Linked DNA regions of Mus musculus: regions 1 and 2 are each linked to region 3. Evidence: chromatin contacts called from ENCODE Hi-C or POLR2A ChIA-PET data. All regions are on one chromosome and are shown on one strand. Each heading gives the region's core, a stretch centred on a gene start or an enhancer-like site at or near the end of the contact. The rest is flanking DNA. Distances are from core to core; before and after follow the strand shown.

Region 1 (2,711 bases), core at 32-2,531, 47 kb before region 3:
CTTATTAAAGGGGAGGGTGGGTTAATTTAATACGTGGTGGACCTCAGGATAACATCACACCTAATGGCAGTTGCCAGTCCCCACTGACTCATTCTTTCTGATTTCTTTTTTCTTTGCTTCCTCTTGCCCGTTGGACGTCCCAGTCCACTTCTCATTGGTTATCTGCAAGGGAAAGGCTCTTCTGAGTCTACCAGACAGAAACACGGTTTGGGGATCCACCTTTCTCCTTTAACATAATTTTCTCCACCACCTCATAGCAAATCGGTTTGCCCTCACTGGAGCCTAATAACCAACAAACACCCATCTCAACTCCCAGGCTGCCCACCTCTTCCCAAGGGCTTCTGGGCCAGCTTTGGTGACTTTCTCCTGTCAGGGCCCTCAGCATCTAGAGCCTTAGGGCATTTCATCTCAGTCCCCTTTGGAGAAAAACTCCAGCTCTACTCATCCCCAGGGCTTGGTGAACTTTCACTTTTATTTTTCCCTGCAGCTGTTAACGCCCAAACATTTCACCTCCAAAGGACTTGGATCCTACATCACTTCCTACTTCCAACGTCAGTTAAAAAAATAAAAAAAAAACCTTTACATTTTCCTTAAGGATATTTTTAATACCCCAGACAATTTGTTTTCTTGGATAAAACGCCTTCTTGGCATATTTAACCTAGTGGGACTTTACATTGAATGACATGATTCACTGTCATTAAACAAGCCAAGGGAGGGGAGCCTTACCCTCCCTGTAGATGGCCCAGCCTCTCTGCTTCCCCTGGTTCTCTCAGAGCAAGAGAGGTAAGCCTTCTTTTGGACCAGTCGTGTCTTTTCCCGCCCCAGTGCGGCCGACTTCATCGGGGACTTAACCACTGAGCACCCCGTCCTTGTGTCCCATAGTCCTCCCCTCCTGGACCCCATCTTCAGGACTTCTTGGCTAACACTTTTTCTGGGCCTCTCCCCATCCCCGCCCCCCAAGTGGGCTTTCCTTCCGCCTTCCCCGGCTCAGATTCCGGACTGGGTTGCCACCCCCTTCCCCTCCTCTCCCGGTCCGCATTGTCTTTCGGAACCCGCCCCCTCCAGGAGCGAGGCCCGCACCGTCCGGGCGCCCGGCTCGCACGCTGAGCACAGGCCGCACCCCGCGCGCCTCCCGCGGCCCCGGCCCGCCCCGCTCCCTCTCCCGGCGCCCAAAGGATCATTGTTGGCCGCCCCCGCCCCGCCCACCCCGGCTGTTTATTTATGCACACGTCACCGGGGAGGCCCCGCCCCCTGGCATCTCATTAAGGCGAGTGTGTTCCTCTCGCCCTGTCAATAATCTCCGCTCCCAGACTACTCCGTTCCTCCGGATTTCGATCCCCCTTTTTCTATCTGTCAATCAGCGCCGCCTTTGAACTGAAAAGCTCAGTCTAACTTCAACTCACTCAAATCCGAGCGGCACGAGATCCTTCGGTGTCTTCGGCTTCCCCCCCCTTTGCTCTTATATCTGACTTCTTCTTGTTGTTGTTGTTGTTTTTTTTACCCCCTTTTTTATTTATTATTATTTTTTTTTTTTGCACATTGATCGGATCCTTGGGAACGAGAGAAAAAAAGAAACCCAAACTCACGCGTGCAGAAGATCTCCCCCCTTCCCCTCCCCTCCTCCCTCTTTTCCCCTCCCCAGGAGAGAAAGACCCCAAAGCAGGAAAAAAAAAAGTTAACCTTGGACTCGTCTTTTTCTTGCAGTATTTTTTTGGGGGGGACTCGCAAAACTTTTTTTTTTTTTTTTTTTTTTTTTTTGCTTTTTTTCCTCCTTCATTTTTCTTCCAAAATTGCTGCTGCTGGTGGGTGAAAAATGCCGCAGCTGAACGGCGGTGGAGGAGATGACCTAGGCGCTAACGACGAGCTGATCTCCTTCAAAGACGAAGGCGAGCAGGAGGAGAAGAACTCGGAAAACTCCTCGGCGGAAAGGGATTTAGCCGATGTCAAGTCCTCGCTGGTCAATGAATCAGAGACGAATCAAAACAGCTCCTCCGATTCCGAGGTAGGAAGAGCCCCTCGGGCTGGCGGGTGGCTCCAGCCGGTTCCAGGGCCGGGAGAGCGGGGCTGGAAGGCGAGCGAGGCGAGGCGGGTCGGGCTTGCGGGCGGCGCGGACGGTGGCCCGGGCTGCTGGCTGCGAAAACTTGTAACCGTGTTTTTCTGCACCCCTTTCTCCGCCGACCCTCCCTTCCCGCACCCCCTCGGCGCGGCTATCGCCCCTCGCCCTCCCCACCTCGCCCCTCCGGGAAGGCGGAAAGACGGCCTCCGCCTCGCTCCGAAAGTTTCCGAGATAAATCCCGGGAAAGTTTGGAAGAAGGTGAGTGCGCCCCGCGCGCCCCCAAAACCGCGCGGTTGCGTTCCCCCTCCCCGGGGTCGGCCTGGCGGGTGCCCTCGCCCCACTCCCCACCCACCCTACCCGAGTTCCCGCGCCGGCCGGGCCCCGGGGACGCGCGCGGGCCCTCGGGGGGACACTTGCTAAAAAGTTTCTCCCGCTCTCTCCCGCGCCGCGCGGCCGCCGCCGTCCCCTCCGCCGCCCCGCCATGTTAGCGGCCAAGAGGCAAGATGGAGGGCTCTTTAAGGGGCCACCGTATCCCGGCTACCCCTTCATCATGATCCCCGACCTGACGAGCCCCTACCTCCCCAACGGATCGCTCTCGCCCACCGCCCGAACCGTAAGTGCCACCGCGCTCCCCGCCCTGCCCGCCTGCCGGCCC
Region 2 (2,814 bases), core at 160-2,659, 49 kb after region 3:
TCTGAGAAATGCCGCAACCCAAACCCGGATATAGTGATAAATAATAAAGTGAAAATAATATCTTGACAAGTTAGAACCTGTGGCAGATTACGTACCCCAATCCCATACGGAGCACACAGTAGGACTCTAGCCAGAGGCTGGGCTGGAAAGAAGAGAGAAGAGAGGTGCACAAGGCTGGGTGGAAAAGGTGGCTTTCTACGGTTGGTTTGGGTAAAGTCACCCAGGCAGCTCGGACTTCCTTTCTGTGGTGCTCCAGGGCAGTAGTAGCCCCAACCCCATCTGCAGGCTTCCTGGCCAGTTTGTGACAAAAAGCCGTGTCTCTGATTCAAATAATGAGGGGATCCAGGGAGGTAGGAGTCCCATTTTCAGGAATCTCATTTCCTGTGTGGAACTCATGCTTTTGGGCGTGTGTGTGTGTGTGTGTGTGTGTGTGTGTGTGTGTGTATAGCTGTCTGTCTGTGTGTGCCTGTATGTATACACCGGTGTGTTGTGTGTTCACTGTATGTGGCACAACTGTGTATGTACCTGTGTATGTATATGTACACCTGTGTCCTCACCTGCATGTTCACCTGGGTGTGTATGTGTGTGTGCCCACTGTGAGGCACAACTGTGTATGCACCTGTGTACCCATGTATGTGTATATACACCTGTGTGTGCAGCTGCGTGTGCACTTGTGTGTGTGTGCCCACTGTGTGGCACAATTGTGTGTGTATCTGTGTATGAATATATACACCTGTTTGTGTACACCTGTGTGTGTGTGTGTGTGTATGTGTGTGCCCAGGTGAGAGTACCTCTGTGCTCCTGAGTGTATGCACACTCCTGCACTTCTTCCCATTGGTAGCCTTGGGCCAATGGCAAAGAGTGTCTATGTGCAGAATGGCGGGGCTGCCTTTTTGATGCCTACGCTGCTTGCAGGAGTGAAAGCTGGTGATGTCACTCCTCAGAGAAGAAGCAGGCTCACTGTTGAGTAGGCTGTCATAAAGCAGGCCCCAAGTCCACAAAACCCACCCTTGTCAGTGCCCATATCTATTAAGGATGGTAGTGGGGGATCTTTGGGCTGTAGTTTCAGCAGTGCATCAGGCAGTGGCCTGGACTGGGAAGAAATAATGTTTTTGAGCCTAAAGTTTGGCTGTTTTGAAGACTCTCTGGATTTTGAAATGTTTTCCGCTTCCCAGACCTTGAGCCTGAGTTCATCGTTGGTCCCGACTTACCTATATCCAATTTAGAGGCTTTTTTTTTTTTTTTTTTTTTTTTTTTTTTTTTGAGAATCTGTTAAAAACACCCTGGCTTTCAAGGCTGGGCCACTTGTCTGGCCTTCTCCTCCCACCCACCCAACCACTCCCACCCGTTTTGACCAAACCATGCAAACACTGGTATTCAAAAATATTTTGTTACTTTTCTTGGCAAAGGATTCCAAGAAGGAATTGCAACACAGTCTCGGAGTTAGGAGGCAACTTTCTGGGGTAAAAGGCGGGGTGCAGGGGAGGGGAAGTTTGGGGTTTGAATCAAAAACAGACTCTGAAGCTTTAAAACAAGCGAAGCAGAGCCCTTTCAGCTCCCGAGCCTTCGGTAGTGTGGGTCAGGCTTTAACGTGCCCAGTGGAAACTGACAGTCTGAGAACTGGGGCATAAACAAAAATGTCGTCCCTGGGAGTCTTGTTCACTGGACAATGTCTCAATTGTTCCTTTGCTTTCCAAGGCAGCGGGGGAGAGTGGAATATTAACTGTTTACTGTCCGAGGCTGGCTAGGGAACTGCTTAGAGAGAGTAAGATGGAAAGATAGAACTGCATTAAAAACGAAAAGAGAAGAAACTATTAAAAATGCCAGTAAATGACATGTCAATTGTAGATTGTTTTATGTGCCATCCACCTCTGTCCCGGGCACTCTTTGGGGTTTATGTGTATGAGCCAAGCAATAGCTTGGCATTGTTTCTTAAATCTGCATGGTAGCTTTGCACAACATCAGCTTTCAGAGATTGCTGCCTGTAGGTACCTGCTGCAGTGGCTATGAGGGTGGGGTTTAGGGAAGGAAGTATGATTTGTGATAACAATTTAAATTTTAGCTTTCAGTTGGTTAAGTCTTGTTAGCCTTTGCTGTTCCTAAAAACTGATTCAGTGGACTTAATAACACTCCCCCACCCCCAGATCAAGTGGTTGGGATTTTCAAAAACAAAACTAAAGATTCAGGCTCCCTTGTAAAAATACACTTAGTGCTTAATAAAGGGAGAAAAGTAACTTTGTCTTGGAGGAGGTTGGAGGCACAAAGGGAGGCCAGCGTTCTATTCACACTTGAACTTAGTTGATTAGAGGAACAAACAGCCCAGCCTGCTGTATCGGCCTTTATCTGGGCAAAGTTCAAAACTCAACTGGTAATTATGTCTTAGAAGCTTTGAAAGGGCTGTTGTTTCCAAAGCAGAGACCAGACTTACTTCTTCAGGACCGAAAAGCGCTTGGGTTGTTTGTTAGATAAACTCATTTTAATAAATAGGGGTCAGGGGAGAGGTTGGCCATCTTGGAAGAGTTGGGCTCTGCCTGATAAAGGGCTGTCTTCTCTTGGGGGAACTGGAGGCTTTCTCTCTGTTTAACTTTTCCACAAGAATTTTGCAGGCAGCTAAAGTGAGCTTTGGCATCTGCTTCCTGTCAGACAGGAAGTCACTTCGTTCGCCAAAATTACAAGCTATGGCAGAACTCCCCGGCCACACCGAAGAGAGTATGTTTTTCCCAGAAGACTGTGTTTCTAGACGAGGAAGTGTTAATTGGTACACTGTGTGATCACGGAGCCCAAAATATACAGGAAGAGCTATGCCGGGAAGAG
Region 3 (2,868 bases), core at 19-2,518:
AGGTTCAGGGAAGTAATCCTGTCTCAAAATAATGGGAGACGCTATTGAAGCAGAAGATATCCTTCGACCTCTGGCTTACCACATACATCTGTGTTGGTAATCATAACTGCACGTACGTGTGCACATAGCCACATGGCCACAGAGAAAAATGTAAGCAAGCGCTCGCGCGCGCGCACACACACATTAAAAAAAAAAATCACGTACTTCCTCCACTTATTTGAAGGGTGAGTGGAGGAGAAGAAATGGGGGTTCCTTACACTTTCAGGTGGTTGTGATGATTTTTAACAATTTGATATGTCTGTTTTGCTAATTTCCAATCTCATCCTGAGCCTGTATTCATTCTCTCTCTCTCTCTCCCTCCCCTCCCCCTCCCCCTCCCCTCCCCCTTCCCCTCCCCTCCCTCTCCCCTCCCCCTCCCCTCCCCCTCCCCCTCCTCTCCCCTTCCCTCCCCTCCCCCCTCCCCTCCCCCCTCCCCTCCCCCCTCCCCCTCCCCCTCCTCCCCTCCCCCTCCCCCTCCCTGTATAAACTAGAAGTGTGTATTTCTTATGAACATTCATTCTTGGACTCTTGCTGCATTGGAGACTTATGTAATGCGACGCAGAGGCAGGCCTGATTATGTATGGGCAAAGTACTTGTGAACAATGTCTCCATTGTATAACACACAAAACAAGCCTTTCTTCCACAATGGATGAGCCAGCCGGCCTTATCCAATAAGGGCCTGTCTCTGTCCACCCCCCTTCTTCCCTCCCACCTTTGAGCAAACATTATTTGTTGTGGCCAGTGTGTGATCAGGTCTTGATTTGGGCTTTCTTTTGATGTCCTTTTCGTTAGGATCTCACCTCCCTGCCCCTGGAGATCCCTTGGCTGCCAGGACATTTGTTTCTTGCCACTCATATGGTGCCAGTTGTGACTGTTTGGTGAGGCTCTCTCCCCTGGGCCTCAGCCACCCTGGGGACGCTCCTCTATGATCGCACTTGAGTCGCTTTGGGGCTCAGGAATAATGATTGTTCCTATCTCTCTGTCTCTATTCCTAATCTGGTCCCCTTCCTCAACCAGAACCATTTGTTTGTTTGTTGTTAGTCTTGTTTCTTGCAACTTACCAAATGCTTCATGAATAAGCGGAGAGGGGAAAGAGGCTTGTCTGTCAAGATAGCCTCCTTTGTTTGGGCTGCTGAGCTCAGCAGTAGTCTCTGCTGCCTCTGAGGTCAAGAGCTGGGATTCTCATCAAACAAGTGGGAAACCCAGGGCTTCCTTCCGGTAGGGAGTTTGCTCCAGGTCCCCTGGGTAGCAAGTGTCAGCACCAGGATCGGAAGTCCCAATCTGTTGGACACAGTAGACTCACCAGGGTGACTGCACCTTCCGAGATTAGATGGCTCTGCATTTGGTCCGGAGAAGCTGTAGACTTAAGTGCCATGGGTAACAGGACCCATGGACCAGCTCCTGAGCAAAGAGACTATCTATCTACCTTGCAAAGTTGGAAAGATCAAGCCACAGCTTTGATACTGTTGGGAGTTTCCAGGCTGGAAACTTAAAGTATTGTGTGGAAAGGGGAAGCAGATTGCCCAAGACCTGCCAGACCTGTGCTGTGCTGTTCATGGGTGACAGGGTTTCCCGCCATTTATTGATGCGACCTTGCTTGGACTTCTGCTCAGAGATTGGGAGACTGTAAATGAGTAGGAGGGCTCTGCTGGGGTGCCTTGGTTCAGGAGGTGGGAACCAAGGAGTTCTGGAAGGATGGAAGGGTCGCTGTAGACACCAGGTGAGCACTTACTTGTCTTCTTGTGTGTGTTCCTGCATGCATGTGTGGCTGCGTATGTGCGTACACTGAGGACTAAGCCTGCCAGGCGTTACTCTACATCCCCTATAATACACACCCGAGAAAGTTCAGTTTACAGAGTAGGTATAGCAACAGATCAAGAACAGCAATCGTATAACAGAATCATTATAATAAAAGTTTTTTGGAATTTCCCATTTAATATTTTCAGAACATGGCCAGTTGTGGGTCACTGAAACTTCAGAAAGTGAAAAAACACAGACAAGGGGACACAGGTGTCTATTTTGCAGCAGCTGTCTGTGATGGACTGTTGGTGGGTGTGGGAGCTAGGGTGCATGCTCTCTGCTTCTCCTTTCTCTGCAGAATGTGCAGTCGAGGACAGCAGTGCTTTAAGGCTCTGGGTCTCTATTCAGACCAAGAGGTTAATAGGGTCACCAACCAGAGATAGCAGCTGGCTGCAATGGAAGAATTCTCCTTTCAGAAGCTCCGCTCTTACAGCAAGCTTCTCTGTCTAGAGCTGGGATGGCTTGCCTCCTCTCCCTGCTGTGATTTACCACAGGTCTGAAGACAATAGACACGAAGCTTCCCACACTGTTTGGAGTGCAGTGTCTGGAGTAGGCCTTTGCATAGTGCTCTTTAAGCCTGCTTCCTGGTCTTGGGAGTTGTCCTCTGTGTAAAACTTAAGATATTATGAGGGAGGAGGTATTCAAGGGAAGTGGGGGCTGGGGGCGGGGTGTCTTAGATTCTCTAGATGTACTTCCTGATAGCTGGAAGTTGTTGGGTCAGCCATGGATGTATGGGTGGGTAGATGGATGGATGACTGGGTAGGTGGGTGGATGGGTGGATGGATGAGTGGGTAGGTGGGTGGATGGATGGATGAGTGGGTAGGTGGGTGGATGGGTGGATGGATGAGTGGGTAGGTGGATGATGGGTGGAAGGAGAGATGAATGGAGAGGTGGGGGGATGGGTGAGTGGGTGAGGATCTTATTGTTTACACCGGTGTTGTTCATAGCCTGGCTCTGCTGTTTAATGTGCTTGTGGTGCATCCTGAAGTTGCCAGGGGTGGGGCACTTCCTCCATCCCAGCGGTTGTGT

Evidence for each region. Hi-C counts contacts between places; a loop is a spot of excess contacts on that map. ChIA-PET counts read pairs that join two places held with the same protein, here RNA polymerase II (POLR2A).
Region 1: a loop to region 3 is called in a map of heart, with 2.3 times the contacts of the local background. The contact joins the promoter of Tcf7l2 here to the enhancer-like site in region 3. A Hi-C loop is called at or near these places in 9 of 37 maps with a recorded cell type or tissue (T-helper 2 cell, adrenal gland, gastrocnemius and 2 more). POLR2A ChIA-PET finds 5 or more read pairs at or near these places in 3 of 5 experiments (Patski and embryonic stem cell).
Region 2: a map of heart shows a loop between it and region 3 (2.1-fold over the local background). The contact joins two enhancer-like sites. A Hi-C loop is called at or near these places in 3 of 37 maps with a recorded cell type or tissue (all heart). POLR2A ChIA-PET finds 5 or more read pairs at or near these places in 1 of 5 experiments (Patski).

Annotation. Positions count from the first base shown.
Region 1 is chr19:55,740,529-55,743,239 of GRCm38, forward strand. Tcf7l2 (transcription factor 7 like 2, T cell specific, HMG box) reads left to right here and starts at 1,282. Exons shown (of 15, transcript NM_001331146.1): 1 at 1,282-2,002; 2 at 2,248-2,314; 3 at 2,545-2,669. The coding sequence starts at 1,814. Gm31734 (predicted gene, 31734) reads right to left here and starts at 2,675. Exons shown (of 3, transcript NR_168128.1): 1 at 2,634-2,675; 2 at 1,681-2,064; 3 at 1-162.
Region 2 is chr19:55,836,567-55,839,380 of GRCm38, forward strand. The region is part of intron 5 of Tcf7l2 (transcription factor 7 like 2, T cell specific, HMG box); the gene reads left to right. Among named protein-coding and RNA genes, the nearest start is that of Gm31734, 95 kb to the left of the region's middle. Within about 2 kb of position 1,410, at least 2 of the 3 ENCODE cell types and tissues checked have a DNase peak (open chromatin) inside an H3K27ac peak, as active enhancers do; they include heart, where a contact is called at or near this core.
Region 3 is chr19:55,787,788-55,790,655 of GRCm38, forward strand. The region is part of intron 4 of Tcf7l2 (transcription factor 7 like 2, T cell specific, HMG box); the gene reads left to right. Among named protein-coding and RNA genes, the nearest start is that of Gm31734, 46 kb to the left of the region's middle. Within about 2 kb of position 1,269, at least 1 of the 3 ENCODE cell types and tissues checked has a DNase peak (open chromatin) inside an H3K27ac peak, as active enhancers do; it is heart, where a contact is called at or near this core.